2 separate regions of the Homo sapiens genome follow, and region 1 is linked to region 2. A link is a loop called in an ENCODE intact Hi-C map of the cell type or tissue named here. Cell type or tissue: GM12878. All regions are shown on one strand. Links, peaks and the distances in the headings refer to the core of each region. The heading gives the core; the rest is flanking DNA.

The links. Hi-C counts contacts between places; a loop is a spot of excess contacts. Peaks named below come from ENCODE experiments on the same cell type or tissue, not always from the same donor. Only the 100,000 strongest peaks of a DNase experiment are listed, where the experiment ranks them.
Region 1: a loop joins it to region 2, with 4 times the contacts of the local background. A loop is called at or near these places in 2 of 110 quality-filtered maps.

Annotation. Positions count from the first base shown.
Region 1 is chr7:20,109,588-20,121,333 of GRCh38, reverse strand. All of the region lies in intron 1 of MACC1-OT1 (MACC1 3' UTR overlapping transcript 1), which reads left to right. LOC105375181 (a long non-coding RNA gene) reads right to left here. Exons shown (of 4, transcript NR_187885.1): 3 at 7,063-7,182; 4 at 2,779-3,527. Among named protein-coding and RNA genes, the nearest start is that of MACC1-OT1, 25 kb to the left of the region's middle. RefSeq lists enhancers at 1-233, 234-1,087, 3,982-4,508. In GM12878, for the core only: no CTCF peak of the experiment used is centred there; DNase peaks (open chromatin) are centred at 6,673 and 7,663.
Region 2 is chr7:19,977,091-19,988,836 of GRCh38, reverse strand. The region is part of intron 3 of MACC1-OT1 (MACC1 3' UTR overlapping transcript 1); the gene reads left to right. Among named protein-coding and RNA genes, the nearest start is that of MACC1-OT1, 160 kb to the left of the region's middle. In GM12878, for the core only: a CTCF peak has its summit at 5,815 (motif pointing left); DNase peaks (open chromatin) are centred at 4,976 and 5,776.

The DNA of each region.
Region 1 (11,746 bases), core at 5,230-9,229, 130 kb before region 2:
AGTAAAAAGAGGCCGCTTACCAGATTTAAAATTGGTGAGATGTTCCTTGGGCTGGTCGGTCTGAGGACCCAAGGTCGTATGTGGATCTTTCTCACGAAACAAAGAGCAGGAGGACAGGGGATTGATCTCCCAAGGGAGGCCCCCGATCCGAGTCCTGGCACCAAAATTTCGCTCGCGCCAGTGTGAAGAGACCATTAAACAGGCTTTGTGTGAGCAACAAGGCTGTTTATTTCACCTGGGTGCAGGCTGGCTGAGTCCGCAAAGAGAGTCAGCGAAGGGAGACAGGGGTGGGGCCATTTTGTAAGATTTCGGTAGGTAAAGGAAAATTACAGGCAAAGGGGGGTTGTTCTCTGGAGGGCAGGAGTGTGGTCACAAGGTGCTCAGTGGGGGAGCTTTTTGAGCCAGGATGAGCCAGGAGAAGGAATTTCACAAGGTAATGTCATCATTTAAGGGCAAGCACCGGCCATTTTCACTTCTTTTGTGGTGGAATGTCATTAGTTAAGGCAGGAACAGGCCATTTAAACATCACTTCTTTTGTTATTCTTCAGTTACTTCAGGCCATCTGGATGTATACATGCAAGTCACAGGGGATATGATGGCTTAGCTTGGGCTCAGAGGCCTGACAATAAGGAAATGGATCTTGGTGGGCTTATGACTCAACCTTTTCTTTTGTGTTAGTTTAAGGAGCTGTGGCCCCAGGCATAGGCCCAAATACAACAAAATTCACTGAAATAAGCAAATAATCTGCAACTTAAAAGAAATAATACAAGTTGCAAAATAATCAATTTTTAATAGGTAGAGTGGAATGATTGCAATATAAACCTCTTCAGGGTTGAGGTAAGCTAAACTGATAGAATTAATCAGTATTAGTTTGAAAATAGCAGAGTCTATACAAATATTTATGGTAGAACCAACTAGACTTACATGTTGCCATCATTGTTAATAACGTTTTGTTTTGTTTCTTCCTTCTGCTCTCAAGTAATGACAGCTTCTGAATCTGTAACACAGTCCTATCATTGATATCTCAGAACTAAATGTCCCTTCTCTGCCCTCTTGGTCTCTTTAAAACTGGTAGAAGTTTCCTCCCTACCTTGTCTTCTGTGTTAAGAGCCTCTATTTGGAGAATAATCCATGCTTATTCTACAAAAGAGAATTAGTAATCACCGTAGTTTTAGTCATTTGTTCATTTATGCATCTACTCATATCATTTTATTTATTCATTAAATTTTTAAAAATGAATTCAGTGCTTGGTCCATATTTGTAATTCACTTAATTTTTGTGACATGAGTGAATAAGTGGATGAGGACCCAATCAAGCTCATTTATTTGTCGATTATAATATTCATTTGCTTAGTAGATAAGAACAAGACCAGGGTTTCTTGCAGCTGGAGGAAGCTGTAAGTCTGTGATAGAGAGGTTTTGCTGGCAGTGTCAGGAACATCACAGAGGGTAAAGGCCAATGAGTGGCAGGCTGGTTGTATCTCTGATATAATTCTGGCCTCTCCAGTGGCTAATAAGTACCATGATGATATAGCTGTAACAAAGCCAGGGACTCACAGTAAGTTATTTGGTAAATTTTAATATTTCTTTAAATCTATCTCATGATTAATTTGAAAATGCTTCATATTCCCACATAATATGTATCAGTTTTGATTGGTTTTTGTGCTTGTACCTTACTAGTTATTAAATATTTTAGATATCACCCCTGCCACCATGAGATCTGCTTTTAGCTCAGGCACCATTTGGGAATGGCTCTTCCCACAAGAGATCCATGCTCCTCCAACTTCCCAGCAGGTTGGAGAAAAAGGCACAAGTGCTTAGGTTGGTGAACAGCATTTCCAACTTGATAGAACAGGCAGATGTCATTTCCAGGGTGATAAATTTGTAGGCAGTCAAGTTTTTGCAAGATGAAAAGAGCTTATAGACATTTATTGCTAAATGTTATTGCATACATTTTGGAGAACTGTATAAACAGAGATTAAGAAGTAAGAATCCAGGCACAGAAATTTTCATTCCTCAAAGGGAAAAGAACAACATAGGAAAACAGAAATCAGATGAGAAAGAATTTAGGCAGGACTAAGCAGAGGCTTACCTTCATTACTGGTTATCACTAGCACCTTAGTAAGAAGAAACTGGAAACTGTAGAGTAATTTCATAAACCTGGTAGAAGCAGTTGCAAGGATATAATTTTATGCCACATTTGCCTCTATAGTACTGTGAGTATGGTAGGATAAATTTCCTAACCCTCCTCACAACCAGTTCAAGAAACTTAACCTCCTCTTGGAGTATGTTGTATATCAAAGTTCAAATAAAAAGAAGGGGTTGTTTTATGGCAAATCACATTGAAGAACTGATAAAACATATTCTGTACAACAATACATACAAGATCTGATGGCAAGAGGGTGGTTACATTTCATGGGAAATGTTTGATTACCCTTTAGACAGTGTGCCTGAAGACCAGCCCATGTAGAACATATTTCTTTTCAATGCTCAGAATCTAAAGCTACTGGGCCCCTATCATTACCAAAATCCATGGTATAGAGGATGACTGACAAGACATGAGGCAAAGCCAAACAAAATAAGAAGGAGGGTGTTGGTGGAGGGTGACTGGGAACCAAGGTTGAGGGTTTTTGGATGAGGGAGGTGAGAACTCCAGACTCCTTGTGACGCTTTATCTTGATTGCAGAGTTAGCCATTTGGTGCACTTGAAATACCCAGGACTAACGTTCTTTGCTGTTGGAATAGTTTGCTACGGTTGCCATAACAAAGTACTACAGACTAGGTGGCTTAATCAACAAAATTTATTTTCTCACATTTCTGAAGAAGCGAGTCCAAAATCAAGGCACTGGCAAGTTGGTTTCTCCTAAGGTTTATCTCTCTGACTTTGCAGATGGCTGCCCTCTTGATGCCTCTTCACATAGTTGACCCTTTGTGCACTCACAGCCCTGGCATTTCTTCCTCTTCTCTGAAGGATGCTAGTCAGATTGGGTTAGGACCTCATTTTAACTTAATTACCTCTTTATAAACCTTATCTCCAAAATGCAGTTATATTCTGAAGTAATGAGGGTTCCGACGTCAACTTATGAATTTGGAGAGAGGGGACACAATTCAGCATACAAAATTGCCATGTATGGCATTCAAGAGACAAGTCGAATACTGTAGAGAAGATATGCCCAGATTCCAGAACACTCTCCAGGCATGGAGTTACATGTGGCTGGGGTTACAGGAGCACACACAAAATTGCCAGTCCTAAGTGTCAACTAATCTTTTGTTGTCTTCATGCAATTCTGAATTATACATCTTCCCAGATATTGTTACAGATATTTAGGTTGGTTGATTCTCATTTCAGTGTTACATCAAAAGGTGCACAGCCAAGAGGACGATATTGGATGATGAGCAGGCTCCTGTAGCGAAGACTGTCTTCATAAGCTTTATTTCTCTGAGTGGGCTATGCATTCACCTTTTTGATTTGGCATTGTGAAAGGCAAGACACTCTCTGGCTTTTGGTTGCAGCACTCTGTAAGGATGCTATTTGTGAAAATAGAAGCAAATTAAAAGGCTAGTAGTCTGCATGTCCCTCATTTTTAAACCTCTTACTGTTGTGAAAATCACATGAAGTAATGTCAGCAAACGTGATTTACAAAACTGTTAAGTGACATACACATGTGTATTATCACTTTGTAGTTATTTTGGCTCCAGTCGTGGGGCTCCTGGAGTTCCTCTAGTATTAGAATGAGTTATAAACCAATACTCTTATTGTCATCTCTAACTTCAGACTTAAAAGTCTTAATAGGAATAATAAGATATTAATCTTTTCACTTGAAAAAGCCATACTATATGTTTTATATGGGATGACGATAGAGTTCTGGAGAAACATCACTGCAGAAGCCACCAAGTTATTATGATTGCTTATGTTTTAGTCACACAAAATAGGCATGGAAAATGAAAAATTTGTGCCAAAAGGAATAACATGCCTTGGGGAGTTATTTCATGAGGCTAAAAGCATGAATAATGCAACAAGTCAGAAAGGCAAAATAATTTGTAGTTAATGGGAGGATGTTTGCAAAAGAGCTCCAGTGATGGGGAACTTGTCAGGAGGCTTCGTTGGGTGACAGAATTTCAAGAGAAGGGAAGAGATGTTCCACTGGCATTTTCTCTGGCTAAAACTCAGAGCTGGGCTAAGAAAAGATAAAGAGTGTTTGTAAGCACAGGAGAGTAAGATAGGCGGGGACAGGGGTATTGGAAAGGCCAGAGCAGCAGGTGGGCAATAGCCCTAGTGGCTCAGCAGGGCTAGAATCCAAGAGCATTCGGAATTCTTTACCCTTCTCTGGTGGGCCTCCCTTGTCCTAGATTTTCATGATGTTTTAGCAGTTGGTTCTCTGTATGTGAATACTTGGTTTTGTTTATATCTCCACTCCACTTTTATAATGTCAATTTTTCATTTTTATTTAAGAAGTATTCTATCTGCATTAAAGATGATAAAATACATAACAAGATACATGATAGTCTTTGCCTCACAGGGATCTGTTATTTAAATATGTGGTTTTCCTTCATAGTCATATCTTATACTCACATTTGTCATATGCCCTAACATCGAGGGATATCATTTATATGCCTAAAGATAGCAGTATCTTACTGAAAACTAGAACAAAACATGATGTCAGGGAAGAAAGTAAAGTAATATGTAGTTGTATAATAGATAACCCTTCAAATACATTTTTTTTTTTTTTAAACAGAGTCTTGCTCTGTCACCCAGGCTGGAGTGCAGTGGAGAGATCTCCATTCACTGTAAGCTCCGCCTCCTTGGTTCACACCTTTCTCCTGCCTCAGCCTCCCGAGTAGCTGGGAATACAGGAGGCCACCACCACACCCAGCTAATTTTTTTTTATTTTTAGTAGAGACCAGGTTTCACCATGTTAGCCAGGATGGTCTCGATCTCCTGACCTCGTGATCTGCCTACCTTGGCCTCCCAAAGTGCTGGGATTACAGGCGTGAGCCACCACACCCGGCCCCTTCAAATACATTTTAAACATATAAAATTATTGTATATTACCTATGACTGCATGCATATGTAAGTAGTGAAAGTATGTAAGACATGCGTAGGGACAATGTATGACTATTTCAGAAGAGTGGCCACATTTAGTAGAAGAAGCAGATGGTAGTGAGGCATTAGCCGTTTTTATAATGTTTCTGTTTTTGTTTTCTAAAGGGGCTTTAAACCATATGTAGCAAAGTATTAATATGTGTTTAGGTATTTTTGTACATGAGTACTTGCATTAACAGTAGTATATCCCATACTTTTCTACACGTTTGTTTTATCTAAATAAAAGTGAATTAAAAATTAAAGCCTTAACCCACTTTTTCTGCTAAAAGCTTCCTCATCAGGCAGAATCTCAAATCATTCACAGCTAATATTTACATTTAGTAGTTGAGAAATATTTTTCCATCTGGCATTGAGGTAAGGATGCTATTTTTAAGACAATACATTATTGTGTATTACTATTTTATAAAAGATAACACATATGCCATGAAGATAGTATGCAAGGGACTGAGAAACTTTGAAAGTGCCACAGTTTTCCTCTAAAACATTAAAATTGCACAAAAATTCTATAAATGAATTACTTCCCTTACAGAAAGGTATGTTGTCAAATAATTTTGAAAGTAGGATCAGAAAACTGGCTTCTAGCTCAGTTCTGCTAGTAATAGTTTAAGCATGGGCAAGGTGGTTAACTTTTCTGGTTCTTCACTTTATTTGTAAAATGAAGATATTCTTTCTAGCTCTGAGTCCTCTCAGTAGGTGGTAGAGTGGCGGAGTGTAAAGGAAGTAGGTTCAGAAGTCAGACTGGGGCATGTAAGAGCATTTACAGTCCCTATCTTACAGGGTGTTTATGAAAAATTTATAAAATAATAGAAACACGTCCTTAAAATAGTGCCTGGCAAATATAAAAGGGCTCAGCTTTTTTAATTGCTGTTTTAAAGTGTTGTGATTCAGTATACTCAGAACCATGCTAGGCTTGTGAAAGATTATAATACCAAATACATTGTTTTGGTTTATCACTTGTATATTTCCACTATTTTGTTACATCCCAGAATTGAAAGAGATACAATAAGTATAGTACATGAGATAATTACTAATCCATATAGTCTCTAAGAAGAGTGAGGTGGTGAGGTTCATCCTCAGTCTAGAAGAGGAGCTCAGGGATGAGACATGCCTGTGATGGGGCTTGGACTGAGTCTAAAAGGATTTAATGAGTAACGTGGAAAACTAGCTTAGTCTTAGTGGCCATTCTTACCTCAGTCTCTTCTCAGTTGTCAGTGCTAATTATTGCAATGAAATAACAAAGTCCTAAGTAATTTTTATCACTAACAAGGAGAGTTCTAGGTTATGGGAAGAATCTGACTTAATTCTTTACAACCTGGGGCATGGATTGATAATTTATTTCTTAAGCAGGAAGTTTATGTGCCAAAATTTGCATGCCTCTACTTAAAAGCATGAACTCTATTTCTTTCTAAAACTCAAATACTCTTTCCAAACAAGCTGTTTGTAATCTTCTTTGCCAGGCATCTCTCTGCACGCTCATCACTTTTCTCTTGCCCAATGAGGCAGTGCACTTGGTTTTGTGCTTCTTAGATTGAACCAGGAGGAGAATTCAGCTGTCACCAACAAAGAGGAAGTCAGCCTTGAGCAGAGGGTTACGTCACTGTCTAGAATTGTCAATGCCTTCCCCCTAGAGGAAAGGCAGCTTCTCTTAGAGAGCTAACCATTAAATTAGATCCTTTTAGAAATCAGGCTCTGGAAGAGTTTATTCAGAGTCTCTGGCTAACTAGGCAATGTGGTGAACTGCAATAAGCAAAGTTTCCCAGGCAGGTGGATCTAGGTTGGCTCTTCCTCCTTCAAGCTACTGAGATTATTGTGGCAAATTACTTACCTTCCCTGAGACTATTTTCTTATTTGTAAAATTGGAATAAAAATGAACCTACCTTATTGGGCTATTGCAAGGATTAACATGATAGTTCATGTATAGTATTTAGGAAACTAACCAATAAAATGAAAGTTACTTACGTGTGTGTTGCACATAATTTGGTATATCTATATTAGTTCCCATCCCTTTGCCCTTTCTTCTCTTTCCGAAAAGTAAATCAGTGTTTCAAAATAGTAGTATTGATGTTTTATATTTATTCTCTAGAAAGTATAAAGAGAAAATTCAATATAATCTCAAATATATTGAGATAGTGACTCTTCAAATTCAGTATAATCTTAAACAGTAGATATAAAACTCAAAATTCTATTTGATCAAGAGAGAGAAGACTACTATAAAGAGAATAGAATGGCACACAGTTTTCTTTTATATCAAGCCAGCTGTTTAGGTAGGTAATGGTGTTTGTTTCCCCAGTCCACATTGTTACCCACGTTAATTAACATTTTGTTTCTGTGAGGATCCCAACATGCCTTTGCTGATACCCTTGAACGTGACCTCCTAACATCTAAGGTTTTGTTGTGTTTCGTTTTGTAGTTGTGCATATTTCTCATGTTGTTTGATGTAAAAGGATTTTGAATGGAGATGGTACTTAATGAGTTAAGTGATCTCAGAAATCTGATTCAGAATCCAAATTGAGGTTTTTTTTTTCCTTTTTGGTCCCATACTAATCATTTTGTTCACCTGAGCTGACTCTCTAGTCACAAACTAATCAAGTCTTTGAAACGCTTTCATTTCCTCTTTTATGCTGTCTTTCACAAGGAAGCAGGAACAGAGTACTAGTTTTGACAGAAAGGAGCCACTGCTGCTTTTTACATCATGGTCCTCTGTGTATTCCCAGTGTGACACTGCTCTCAGAAGAGATGGCTAGAAAGCAGCTCCTGTGAGAGTGGCCCTGAATATCAGGTAACTTTTCCAGTGCTGAGGCATTTCTAGAACTCAGGTATTTTCTTCTGTTACCCTTGTGTGGATTAAAACACAGAATATTCAGACCCCTCCTGGAAATGACCATGATGAAACCATAGATAGCTAAGGAGAGCAAGGACATAATTGTGTGCTCTATAGTGTATTGATACCAGGTAAATCTAATGAGAAGAGATTCCATAAGTGATTCTCATTTTACCAATGTTTTCTTTTCTGTATATCTAGCTACCTTAATCATAGTAATGATAAAAGTTCATTAAACACTATATGCTAGGCATTTCTACTGTCTTAACATTCATAGTACCTACCTATGAGGTGTAGGTACTATAATCATATGCACTTTATCTATGAGGGCACTGAAGCACAGAGAAGTAAATAGATTATAGTCATACAGCTTGTAAGTCTAAGTGGTAGGCCCTGGAATCTAACTTGAGTCTTTGGACTGTAACTCCAGCAGAACCAGATTTGGAGAATGTACTTGCAAAAGGCTGCAATTTGTCCAAAGCTGCTGCTGCTTCCAAATGTCATTTGGATTGTGTGAACAAGATAGTTTTGAAAAGGGAGCTCCCCACTGAGATACAGGCTTTCTTTAGAATAGCCTTGCCTCAGCTCCAATTACTTTAGTGTTTAGCACATGCAGTGAGGCTCCTAACTCTCTCTCAATCTCAGATGGCTGTAGGGATTATTAGACAAGGCATATGTGATATTAGGCTGCTATCTGAGGACCTATTATAAAAAGATTATTTTCTAAATTTATTATAAATTTTCTCTGGCATGTACTAGATATGTTTGTTATTTTAATGCCCAGCTGTTTTTTTCAAGGATTCATTCTTTTTGGAAGATAAATAGCAAGGTGCAACAGAGAGTACATATTTTCACTTTTTCAATGTGCATACTTCATTATGTATATAAAAAGATAGACAACATGTTTTGGTGCTAAAAAAGAATTACAAGAAGAACCTGAAATCACAGAAATATGCTGTGTGTAACCAAGTCAATATAGAAATGAAAAAGTATGAATCAGAAATACTTAGAGGAAACTCATTTTTCACCTTTCCTTGGTAATACTCAGTAAAGGAAAGGGCTTTTCTAGGTATAGCTCAGAAGGAAATGAAAAGGGTTTTTTTAGAGAGAGCTCAGAAGGAAACAAGCAGTGATATCATTCATTCCATGAGGAAAACTCTAGTTAATGGTAACAAGAAAGTGACCCTTCGTCATTGAGAACATTTTCTACTTTTCTTGTGACACAATACAAGACACCGTGTGTATTTTTTTTTTTTTTTTTTTTTACAGAAATGTGAATGAATGAAAACAAATGTCCCTTTCCTCAGATCCTATATGGGAACTATGCTGGGGCACTTAATGTTCTACTGGGCTTACCATTTCTTTCAGTGAAGTTAATGATCATGCATCTTTACAACAACATGGATTAACAGAGCACCTGGAAAGTCCCTATTTCCTGGTTTCTGTGACTCAATAAACTTATAGATATTTTCACATCATAAAGCATCTATGCTTTATGCTTCATCTAAGACCTTAGAATATACCTTAAACAAACTGTAACTTCTATCATATATGGAGACCTGCATCTATCACTGTCTTTGAAAACAAGTATCATGAATTGTTACACCCGAGGGTAAAAACCCATGAATGTGGGATGTGGCATTAATGGACAAGGAATAGAGCAATAAGCAAGAGCAAAATAACAGAGCCTCTTATATTTTATACTAAGGAGTTTCAGCTTCAACAATGAGGTGTGGGATGCCACTGAAGTGTTTTAGAAAAGGCAGCATTATCATCAGACTTTTATTTTAGAGATATCACTTTCATGTCACTGTGAAAATGTTACTGTAAATGACTAAGAAAATCATATTTATATTATATATTACATTAGCTGACAGCATTTGATTTAAAGCTGGACTAGTGGAAGGGGGTTGTATTTAACCCTTTTTTATAATATATCTTCTGATATTCATATCTAAAAGGAAAAAAAAACCCAAATGAGCTACAACTCAAACGTGATAATAATAGACTATATCCTACAAATGACACAGAGAAAAGAATCACTAATACTCTGTATGGACTCTTCAGATTTCCAAAGTCCTCTAGTGTATGTATTTTTGGCATCTGTCATATAGCAGTGAAGCCTGGAGACAGGTCCTGAGTGCCCTCTATGATGTAAAGCATACTAATTTAGAAAGAATCCAAAAAGTTATATATATAGAAAGTTGAGTAATAAATATTGGAAATGCCAATTACAGATTTTTAAAAAATATTATTATTACAATACATAGTTACCATTATCTCAACTTTGAAGTGATAAAAAGAGGTGTCAAAAAGGATAGATGGCAAACTTAGTAGGTATTCAACAAAGATAAATATACAAATAAATCTTCCCCTCAAGTTATGTAAGGATTGGATCACAAGCATTGAGCTGTTACCTTAACACTGGTCAAAGACTGCAACTCTGAGTATATTAAATTGCCTTCTTTAAGAAACAGAATAAAAACTCTGAAAAATATTCTTCCATGCTGTGATGAACATGACAATAATAATAATAACAATGACAATGATGGTGATAATGGTGGTGATGATTTAGTTTTCCTCACTGGTAATTGTGTTTTCTGCTATTGACATATCCTAAACAATAAAGTGTAGGAGGAGCTAAGTATAGGAAGTTTGATTCCAATCTGCTATTTAGGAATTAAGTGAAATCATTCAATTTCTTCATTTAACTTTACTAATTAGGAAACAAGCTCAGACAAGGTGAAACACCACTTAATTGGACACAGAGTTTCAAAGCATCTTGCTTTATACACTTCATAATTCACACATAATTCTCATATATTGAATGTCCCTTAAAATATCTGGCCTTTGGGGCTCAGTCCCCAAATCAATAGGCACAGTAAGGGGGAACAAGACAGAAGTGGTTCAGTACCACCAAAATTTGTTCCCAGGTTGACGGCTTCCTTGGCTCTGCTTGGCAGCTATATATGAACATCCTGAAGTAGGAAGAAATCACTTCTCTTCAGAAGGGCAAGGATAGCCTTCACCAATCAATTCTTATTTCTCCTCTGCCACCAGAGGCTGAAAAGGTCCTAGGTAAAAACACCTAGAACTTAGCTCTGTGCCATGTGTCTTTGTGTGTTTCTTTGCTTGATCAGAATCTGGCTAGTTATAATTTAATCTAATCAAATGCCATATAAGTTTATCATTTGATCTCTCCATGGTACCAGTGTCCTGTGAAAATGTTCTAGGCATAGATTTTGTGAGACTGGTGTAAAAAATCGGACACAGATATATCTATTTTTGCCCTTTGGATGTATTTTTTTAGTCTGCTCATTTTCCACCCCAAATGGAGCTTTCCTTTTGGTTTAGAATGGTCTCTTTGCCTGACTAGGAAAAGCCTTCCAAAAATACCAAGGTAATTAAAAAGTATGAGTTATGATCTAAAAATCATATAAATTTGTAGGATGTGTCTAGGATTCTGCTAAAAATGGCACAAAGGAAAACTTTGTGGCCATCCATGGTATCCATCTGAGAGCAATTCTTGTAGAAAATGTCCCCTTATTGAATACGGCCAATATTGTAAGTTGCAAAATACAAGTATTATACATATTGTGAGAATGAAAGCTCAATATATTTTCTTAGGAACATAGTTTCACAAAATGAACAAATGGTGTGTATAGAATCAGCTTGTCCGGATGAGACCAGGAAAGCTGAATCAGCTTCATTCGAAACCATCAACATCTATGACCTTGGAACAAATCAATAGAATCTATTCAGCTTGTCTTTGGGAAATAGAGTTAATTCAACTTCTAATTCGAGTGAATTAATATCTATTGA
Region 2 (11,746 bases), core at 4,139-8,138:
AATTCACAATAGCATTCTGTCCTTTAAAAAGGCCTGCATTCAAGAGAAACTATTTTACCAGAGCCTAACCTGCTGTTTCCTTGTTTTGTTTTGTTTTGTTGTTTTGTTTGTTTTTCAGAGTCTAACTTACCTGGGGAAGGGAAATACCCAACTCCAGTACCCTCTAGCCATTCTGTCTCACTTAAGGGAAAAAAAATACTGAGAATCACTGGCGAAGTTCACAGTCCCAGAGCACAGGTGTACCCAAACCCTCACACAGATTTATAAACTATAAGAATGCTTTATCTTCCCCCACAAAAACAAAAGCACAACGTACCAAAAGTAATGAAATGAAGCAAAAGCAGTACCAAGAGGGCAGTTGACAGTAATGAATGACTATATTATAAAGAGGAAGGATATTAATTAACAATTTAACTTCATACCTCAAGGAACACTCAAATGCATTTTATCAGGCCAGCATTACCTTTATACCAATGCCAGACAAAGGCATCACAAAAAAGAAAACAAAGGCATCACAAAAAAGAAAACAAAGCCAAGATCCTTGGTAAATTTGAATACAAAATTCCTCAATAAAATACTAGCAAACTGAGTCCAACATAACATTAAGAGAATCATACTAACATTAAGAGAATCATACACTATGATTATTGGGATTTATACCTGATACATAAGGATGGTTCAACTTTTTAAAATTAATGTATGTTATTATACAATATCAATATAGCACATTACATAATAAAAAATAAAAATTACAGGATCATAAATGCAGAAAAGGCACTTATCAAAATTAATTATGCTTTCATGATAGAAATTCTCAACACATTACGAAAAGTAAGAAATTACCTCAACATAATAAAGGTCAAATATGATAAGCCCACAGCTAACATCATACTTGACAGTGAAAAATTTAAAGTTTTTCCTCCAATATCAAGAACAAGACAAGGATGCCCACTTTTACCGTTTCTATTAAACATACTACTGGAAGTCCTAGCCAGAGCAAGTAGGCAAGAAAAAGAAGTAAAAGTCATTCAAATAAGAAAGAAAAAGTAAAATGTTCCCTGGTGTAGATGGTATAATCTGTTAACTTTTAGAAACTGTTAGAAAAATTGAATGAATTCAGTAGAGTTGTAGGATACAAAATCAACTTACAAAAATCAGTTGCACTTCTATATACTAACAATGAACTATCTGAAGAGGGAACTATGAAAATCCCATTTAAAACAGCACAAAAAGAATAAACTAGGAATAAACTTCAGTAAGGAGGTCAAAGACTTATATACTGAAACCTACAAAACATTGATAAAAGAAATTAAACCAGAAGAAAACAAATATGAAGACTTTCCATCTTCATGGATTGAACAACATGATATTGTTAAAATGTCCACACTACCCAAAGTAATCTCTACCAAATCCCAATGGTATTTTTTTACAGATATAGAAACAATTCTAAAATTCACATGCAACCACAAAAGTCTCTGAATAGCTAAATAAATCTTGAGCAAACAGAATAAAACCATAGACACCATATTTTCTGATTTTAAAATACATTACAAATTACAGTAATCTAAACAGAATGCACTGACATAAAGATGGACATAAAAACCAATGGAAAAGCATACAGAGCCTAGAAACAAATCTACATATTTACAGTCAACTGACTTTCCAGAAAGGTGCCAAAATACACAATGAAAAACAGAATGTCTCTTCAATAAATGGTACTGAGAAAACTGGAATCCACATGCAAAAGAATGAAACTGGACCCTTATATCACACCGTACACAAAACTTTATTCTAAACAGATTAAAGACCTAAATGTAAGATCCCAAACATTAAAATTCGTAGAAGTGAGAGTGGGCTAAGGACTCAAATAGACGTTTCTCCAAAAAGACACGTAAATGCCCAAGAGGTAGATGAAAAAGTACTCAATGTTTCTGATCTTAATGTAAATGCAAATCAAAACCATGATAAGGTGTTATATCAAACCTACCAGGATGACTATTACTTAAAAAAAGTAGAAGAAGAAACAATACTAGGGAAAGAAATTGGTACCCTTGCATGGTACTGCTGAGGGGAATGCAAAATGGCGCAGCTGCTATAAATAGTAAGAAGGTTCCTCAAAAATTTAAAAATAGCACTGCCATATGATCCAGAAATCCCATTCCGGATCTGAAATCATGATCTTGTGGATATATTAACACTTCTGTGTTCATTGTTGCACTATTCATTACAGCTAAGAAATAAAAATAGTCTAAATGCCATCAGCAGATGAATGGATACAGAAAATGTGATATATACATACAATGGAATACTACTCAGCCTTTTAAAATAAAGAAATTCTGCAATATGCAACAACATGGATGCAACCTAAAGACATTATATTAAATAAAATAAGCCAGTAACAAAAAGACAATGCATGATTTATGTAACGTAACTAACATAGTTACATTCATTGAATCAAAGTGTGGAATGGTGGTAACCAGGGGCTGGAGGATGGAGAAATGGAGTTGGAAATCAACAGATATAAACTTTCACTCAAGCAACATAAACAAGCCTAGAGATCTATTCTACAATATTGTACCTACAGTCAAAAATTATGTAGTGTACACTTAAAAATTGTTAACAGATCTCATGTTAAGTGTTATTTCACAATTTTAAAAAGTGAAGGAGAAATAAAACCTTTCTCAGACAAATAAATATTGAATAAATTTGTTGCCAGTAGACTTGTCTTGCAAGAATTGTTAAAAGAAGTTATTTATTTGAAAAGAAGAAAAATGATATAGGTCAGAAACACATATCTACGTAAAAAAGGAAGAGCATTAGAGAAGGAATAAATGAAGGTAAACAAAAGCTTTTATTTTTCTTATTCTTAGTTGGTCTAATAGATAACATTTTGTTCATAAAGTAATAGCAACAATGTATTTCATTATGTATGCTTACACATATATCTTTGTGTGTGTGTGTGTGTGTGTGTGTGTCTGCATTAGTTCGTTCTTGTACTGTTACAAATAAATACCTGAAACTGGGTAATTTATAAAGGAAAGAGGTTTAATTGGCTTATGGTTCTACAGGCTGTACAGGCTTCTGCTTCTGAGGAGGCCTCGGGAAACTTACAAGAATGATGGATGGTGAAGGGGAAGCTGGAACGTCTTACCTGGCAAGAGCAGGAGGAAGAGGGAGAAGGGGGAGGTGCTATACACTTTTAAACAACCAGATCTCATGAGAACTCACTCACTATCATGAGAAAAGCAAGGAGAAATCGGCCCCTCTGAGCCAATCACCACCCACCAGGTCCTTCCTTCAACATTGGGGATTACAATTCCTCATGAGATTTGTGTGGGGACACAAATTCAAACCATATCAGTATCTAAGAACAGTATATATGCTTAGATGTAAATGACAGCTATGATACAAGAAATGGGAGGAAGGCATTTTAATTATTTTTTTAAAATATAAGGTATTCATACTACCTGTGAAGCAATAGCATGCTCTTTGAAAGTGGGTTTGCATTAGCTGTAAGGGTATATTGCAAACATTAGAGAAATTACTTCCATATAGCAAAAGTAAATGGATTGAGAAAGATATTTCTAGTTTTCCACCTTAGGAAACTTGAAAGAGTAAATAAAATCAAAAGTAAGCAGAAGAAAAGAAATAATAAAAATTAGAGCAGAAATCAATGAAATTAAAAACAAGAAATCAATAGAGAAAACCAAAAGATGGTTTTTTGAAAAGATGAAAAAATTGAAAAGCTAAGAATAGAGATGATACTAATTACTAATATCAGAACTAAAAGTACTGGGAAAACTTAGATAAAATAGGCCAATTCCTTAAAAGACACAATTTCTCAACAAATACATAGTTATTTCTTGTTACAAAGGAAAACATTCTTACAAAAGAAATGTAAGGGATAGACATAAATCTATTAAAAATCAAATCAGGGGAGGTGGAAGAAGATGGCAGACTAGAAGTTTCCACTGATTGTTCCCCTCTCAAGGATGCCAATTTAACAATTATCTACAACGAAAAGACACCATCAAGAACTAAAAATCAGGTGAGCACTCACAGTACCTGGTTTTTACCTTCATGTTGCTGAGAGAGGCACTGAAGAGACAGAAAAAGCAGTCCTGAATCGCCAACGCCACTCCTCCTCCATGGCTGGCAGTGGTGGTCTGGGCCTCAGGAGAGCATCTCTGGGTGCTGGAGGAGGGAGAACATAGCAATTGTGAGGCAATGACTCAGTGCTATCCTATTACAGCAGAAAGGAAAACCTGGCCAAACTCAGCTGACACCTGCCCATGGAGGGAGCATTTAAATCAGCTCTACCCAGAGGGTAATCACCTCTCCCAGCAGTCTGAACTTGAGTTCCTGCAAACCTCCCACTGAGGGCTACGGTGAGGTCTGTCTCCAACTAAACATGAAAGGCAGTGTAGGCCATAAGGACTGCAACCCTTAGGTGAGTGCTAGTGCTAAACTAGGCCCAAAGACAGTAGACTGCGGGGGAGGGGCACAGGACCTACTGAGGTACTCCACCTGCTGGAGCAGCCAAGAGAGTACTGGCATCACCGTACCCTAATCCCAGTCTGCACAGCCTTTGGATCCAAAGAGACCCCTTCCTTCTGTTTGAGGAGAGGAGAGGGAAGAGGGGGAAGGACTTTGACTTGCCTATTGAATACCAGCTCAGCCACAGAAAGACAGGGTACAGATCAGAATCATGAGGCCCTTGGTGCAGGCTCTAGCTCCCAGATGGTATTTCTAGACAAACCTTGGGCCAGAGGGTTTGTCTAGAAACTGCCTTGAAGGAAAGGACCCAGTGCTGGTAGCATTCATCACCTAGTGACTAAAGAGCCTTTGGGCCCCAAATAATCATCAGTGATACCCAGGTACTCTGTCGAGGGCCATGGGTGAGCCTCTGAGACATGCTGGCTTCAGTTGATACTCATCACATTACCAGCTATGGTGGCTATGGGACAAAACCACTTATGCTTGAGAAAAGCAGAGGGAAAAGTAAAGGGGACTTTTTCTTGTACCTTAGATGCCAGCATAGCCACAGAGGGTTAGAGCACAAAGAAGCCTCTTGGGATCCCTGATTCTAGCACTTTACTCTTAGATGGCATTTCTGGACCTGCCCTGGGCTAGAGGGGAGCCCACTGCCTTATGGGGTGAGTCCCAGGTCAGGCAGCATTCACCACAAGCTAACTTGAGAGCCCTTGGGCCTTAAGGGAAAGTTGGCGTAGTCTGGTAGTATGCCTTGTGGCCAGGGGTGGCTACAGGGTGAAGTGCCTTTGCCTTTGGAAAGAGGACAGAAGAGTAGGAAGAAGTGTATCTTGTGGTTTGACTGTCTGGTCAGCCACAGTACAATAGAATACCAGGTAGACTTCTAAGGTTTTAGACTTTAGTCTCTTAATGCTGGATTGCACCCCTAGACTCACCTGGAGTCTGGAGGATCTCACCACCCTGAAGAGCAGGTCGCAGGCTTATCTGGCTTTGCCTCATGCTGATTGTAGAGCTCCAGAGCCTAAAGCAAACATAGGCAGCAGCCAGTGAGTGGTTACAGCAAGCCTTGGGTGAGACCCAGTGCTGTGCTGACTTCAGGTCTGACCCTGCACAGTCACAGTGCTGGTGGCCACAGGGGTGCTAGTATCACTCCACCCCCAGCTCTACATGGTTTTTAACGGAGAGATAGAGACTGTATGTTTGCGAGAATGTAAATGAAGAGAACAAGAGTCTCTGCTTGACAATCCAGAGAATTCTTCCAGATCTTGTTCAAGACCATCAGGGCGGTACCTCTATGAGTCTGTAAGAACCACAGCATTACTGGGCTTGGGGTGCCCCCTAAAGGAGATACAGCTTAGATCACAACACCCAAGTCCTTTCAAATATCTGGAAAGCTTTCCCAAGAAGGATGGCTACAAATGAGCCCAAACAGTGAAGACTACAATAAATACCTAACTCTTCAACGCCAAGGCAAAGAAGAACATCTACTTGCATCAACACCATCTAGGAAAATACTGTCTCACCAAATGAACTAAATATGACATCAAGAACCAATCCTGGAGAAACAAAGATATGTGGCCTTTCAGACAGAGAACTCAAAATAGCTGTGTTGAAGAAACTAAAAAAAAAAAAAAAAAAAGTCATGATAACACATAGAAGGGATTCAGAATTCTATCAGATAAATTTAACAAAGAGATTGAAATAATTAAAAAGAATCAAGCAGAAATTCTGGAGCTGATAAATGCAATTGGCACATGGAAGAATGCATCAGAGTCCTTTAATAGCAGAATTGATCAAACAGAAGAAAGAATTAATGAGCTTGAAGACAGGCTATGTGAAAATACACTGTCAGAGGAGACAAAAGAAAAAAGAATAAAAACCAATGAAGCATAGCTACAGGATCTTGAAAATAGCCTCAAAAGGACAAATCTGTTATTGGCCTTTAAAAGGATGTAGAGAAAGAGGTAGGGGTACAAAGTTTATTCAAAGGGATAATGACACAGAACATCCCAAACCTAAAGAAAGATGTCAGTATCCAAGTACAAGAAGGTCATAGAACACCAAGAAGACAACCCAAAGAACACACCTCAAGGCATCTAATAATCAAACTCCCAAAGGTCAAGAATAAAGAAAGGATCCTAAAAGCAGCAAGAGAAAAGAAACAAATAACATACAATGGAGGTCCAATACAATTGGCGGCCGCCTTTTCAGCAGAAACCTTACAGGCCAAGAGAGAGTGGAATGACATATTTAAAGTGCTGAAAGAAAAAAACTTTCACCTTAGAATAGTATATCTGGTTAATATATTCTTCAAACATGAAGGAGAAATAAAGACGTTCCCAGACAAACAAAAGCTGAGGGATTTCATTAATACCAGATCTATCCTACACGAAATTCTAAAGGGAGTACTTCAATCAGAAAGAAAGATGTTAATGAGCAACAAGAAATCATATGAAGATACAAATGTCTTGAGGCAAATAACAATGGAAACAATATATGAAAACCTATGGGATACAGCAAAAGCAATATTCAGAAGGAAGTTTATAGCTATAAATGTCTACATCAAAAAAGTAGAAAAACTTCAAATAAAAAATCTAATGATACTTCTTCAGAAACTAGAAAAGCAAGAGCACATCAGACCCAAACTTAGTAGAAAGAAGATTAGAGAAGAAATAAAATTGAAATAAAAACATATAAAAGATCAGTGCAACAGAAAGTTGGTTTTTTGAGAAGTTAAACAAAATTGACAAACCTATAGCCAGGCTAAGAAGAAAAAGATACAAATAAATAAAATCAGAGATTAAAAAGGAGATATTACAGCTAATACTGCAGAAATTCTAAAGATAATTAATGTCTACTATGAGCCACTATCTGCCAATAAATTTGAATATCTAGAAAAAATGGACAAATTCCTAGATACATACAACCTACCAAGATTGAACCAAGAAGAAATTCAAAACCTGAAGAGACCAATAACAAGTAACAAAATCAAAGCTATAATAAAAAGAATTCCAATGCAGAAAAGCCTGGGGACCCATGGCTTTACCACTGATTTCTACCAAACATTTAAACAATTAATACCAATCCTATCAAACTATTCTTAAAAAATAAAGGAGGAGGAAATATGTCTAAACTCATTCTACAAGGTCAGTATTACCCTGATACCAAAACCAGACAAAGACACGTCAGAAAAAGAAAACTACAGGCCGGTGTCTCTGATGAACATTGATGCAAAAATCCTCAACAAAATACTAGCAAACCAAATACAACAATGCATTAGAAAGATCATTTATTGTGACCAAGTGGGATTTATCCCTGGGAAGCAAGGAGAAACAACCTACACCAATCAATCAATGTATACATCATATCAACAGAATGAAGGATAAAAACAATATGATTATTTCAATTGATGCTGAAAAAACATTTGATAAAATACAACATCCCTTCATGATAAAAACCCTAAAAAACTGTTATAGAAGGAGCGTACCTCAAAATAATAAAAGCCATATATGACAGACCCACAGATAGTATCATACTGAATGGGAAAAAACTGAAAGCCTTTTTTCGAAGATAAGGAACATGATAAGGATGCCTACTGTCACCACTATTATTCAACATAGTACTTGAGGTCCTAGCTAGAGCAATCAGACAAGAGAAAGATATAAAAGGCATCCAAAATGGAAAGGAAGAAGTCAAATGACCCTTATTTGCAGATGATATGATCTTATATTTGGAAAATCCTAAAGACTCCACAGGAAACCTTTTAAAACTGATAAACAGGCCAGGTGCAGTGGCTCACGTCTGTAACGCCAGTACTTTGGGAGGCCTAGGTGGGTGGATCACCTGACGTCAGGAGTTCGAGACCAGCCTAGCTGACGTGGTGAAACCCGATCTCTACTAAAATACAAAAAGTAGCCAGGCATGGTGGCTTTTGCCTGTAATCCCAGCTACTCGGGAGGCTGAGGCAGGAGAATTGCTTGAACTCAGGAAGTGGAGGTTGCAGTGAGCCAAGATCATGCCACTGCACTCCAGCCTGGGTGACAGAGTGAGATTCCATCTCAAAACAAACCAAAAAACAAAAAAAGTGATGAATAGATTCAGTAAATGTGCATACACAAAATTAACATAAAAATCATTAGCATTTCAATATGACAACAATGAACAATCTGAAAAAGAAATACAAATATAATCCCATTTATAATAGCCATGCAAAAAATGAAACAATAATTATCTTAAAGAAATAAAAGATCTCTATAATGAAAAATATAAAACACTGATGAAAGAAATTGAAGAAGCCAACAAAATTTGAAAAAATATTCCATGTTCATGGATTGTAAGAATTAATATTGTTAAATATCCTTATTACCCAAAGCAATCCACAGATTCAGTGCAATCCCTATCAAAGTACTAATGACATTCTTCACAGAAATATTAAAAACAATTCTAAAATTTATATGGAAACACAAAAAGGCCCAGAAGAGCCAAAGCCATCCTAAGCAAAAAGAACAAAACTGGAGGAACTATATTAGCTGACTTCAAATTATAGTACAGAGCTATAGTAACCAAAAGGGCATGGTACAAGCATAAAAGCAGACACATACACCAATGGAACAGAATAGAGACCCCAGAAATAAATCCACACTGCCTACAGTGAACTCATTTTTGACAGAGGTGCCAAGAACATACACTGGGAAAAAGACAGTCTCTTCAATAAATTTTTCTGGGAAAACTGGACATCCATATGCAGAAGTATGAAACTAGAATCCTATCTCTCACCATATACAAAAATCAAATTAAAGTGAATTAAAGACTTAAATCTAAGATTTCAATCTATAAAACTGCTACAAGAAAATATTGGGAAAAATCTCCAGGACATTAGTCTGGGCAAAAATTTATTGAGCAATACCCAAAAAGTGCAGGCAACCAAAACAAAAAATGGGCAAATAGAATCACATCAAGCTAAAAAGATTCTGCACAGCAAAAGGTACAATCAACAAAATGAAGAGACAACCCATAGAATGGGAGAAAATATTTGCAAACTACCCATCTGACAAAAGATTAATAACCAGAATATATAAGAAGCTCGAAAAACTCTGTAGGAAAAAATCTAATAATTGGATCAAAAAATGGGCAAAATATTTGAATAGACATTTCTCAAAAGAAGACATACAAATGGCAAAGAAACATATGAAAAGGTATTCAGCACCACGGATCATCAGAGATATGCAAATCAAAACTATAATGAGCTATCATCTCACCCTAGTTAAAATAGATTATATCCAAAAAACAGGCAGTAACAAAGGCTGGCAAGGATGTGGAGAAAAGGGAACTATTGTACACTGTTGGTGGGAAGGTACATTAGTACAACCATTATGGAGAACAGTTTAGAGCTTCCTCAAGAAACTAAAAATTGAGCTACCATATAATCCAGCAATCTCACTGCTGGGTATATACCCAAAAGAAAAGAAATCAGTATATTGAAGAGATATCTGCACTCCTATGTTTGTTGCAGCACTGTTTGCAATAGCTAATAAGAGGAAGTAACCTAAGTTTCCATAAAAAGATAAATGGATAAAGAAAATGTGGTACATATATACAATGGAGTACCATTCAGTCATAAAAATGAATGAGACCTAGTCATTTGCAACAGCATAGATGGAACTGTGGATCATTATGTTAAGTGAAACAAGCCATGTACAGAAAGAAAAACACTTCATTTTATCATTCATTTATGGGAGCTAAAAACCAAAACAGTTGAACTCATGAACATACAGAGTAGAACGGTTACCAGGGGCTGAGAAGGGTAATTAGGAGTTATTAATAGTAGGGAAGTGGGGATGGTTAATGGATACAATACAAAATATAGTTAGAAACAATGGAATAATACCTACTATTTGATAGCACAATGGGGTAACGATAGTCAATAATTATTGTACACTTCAAAATAACTTAAATACAGTAGTTGGATTGTTTATTACTCAAGGATAAATGCTTGAGGGGATGGATACCCTGTTCTCCATGATGTGCTTATTTCACATTGCATGCCTATATCAAAACATCTAATGTACCCCATAAATATATACATCTACTATGTACCCAATAAAATTAAAAATAAAAATTTAAAAACAAAACAAATTCAGACCAATAATTAATAACCTTCCAAAACAGAAAGCACCAAGCCCGGATGGATTCACCAGTGAATTCCTTTATGTGTGTGTGTGTGTGTGTGTGTGTATATATATATATATATATATATATATATATATATATATATATATATATATATATATATATATATATATATATATATATATATATATACACACACACACACACATATATACACACACACACATATATATATACATAAATATATATATACGTATACATATATATACACACACACACACATATATACTTTAAGTTCTGGGGTACACGTGGAGAATGTGCAGGTTTGTTACACAGGTATACACGTGCCACGGTGGTTTGCTACACCCATCAACCCATCATCTACGTTAGGTATTTCTCCTAATGCTATCCCTCCCCTAGCCCCCCAGCCCCCAACAGGCCATGGTGTGTGATGTTCTCCTCCCTGTTTCCATGTCTTCTCATTATTCAACTCCCACTTATGAGTGAGAACATGCGGTGTTTGGTTTTCTGTTCTTGTGGTAGTCTGCTCAGAATGATGGTTTCCAGCGTCATCCATGTCCCTGCAAAGGACACGAATTCATCCTTTTTTATGGCTTCATAGTATTCCATGGTGTATATGTGCCACATTTTCTTTATCCAGTCTATCATTGATGGGCATTTGGGTTGGTTCCAAGCCTTTGCTGCTGTTAGCAGTGCCACAATAAACATACGTGTGCATGTGTCTTTATAGTAGAATGATTTATAATCCTTTGGGTATATACCCAGTAATGGTATTGCTGGGTCAAATGGTATTTCTAGTTCTAGATCCTTGAGGAATTGCCACACTGTCTTCCACAATGGTAAAAGCATTCCTATTTCTCCACATCCTCTCCAGCATCTGTTGTTTTCTGACTTTTTAATGGTCGCCATTCTAACTGGCATGAGATGGTATCTGATTGTGGTTTTGATTTACATTTCTCTAATGACCAGTGATGAGGCTTTTTTTTCTTTCATATGTTGGTTGGCTGCATAAATGCCTTCTTTTGAGAAGTGTCTGTTCATATCCTGTGCCCTCTTTTTGATGGGGTTGTTTTTTTTCTTGTAAATTTGTTTAAGTTGGTTGTAG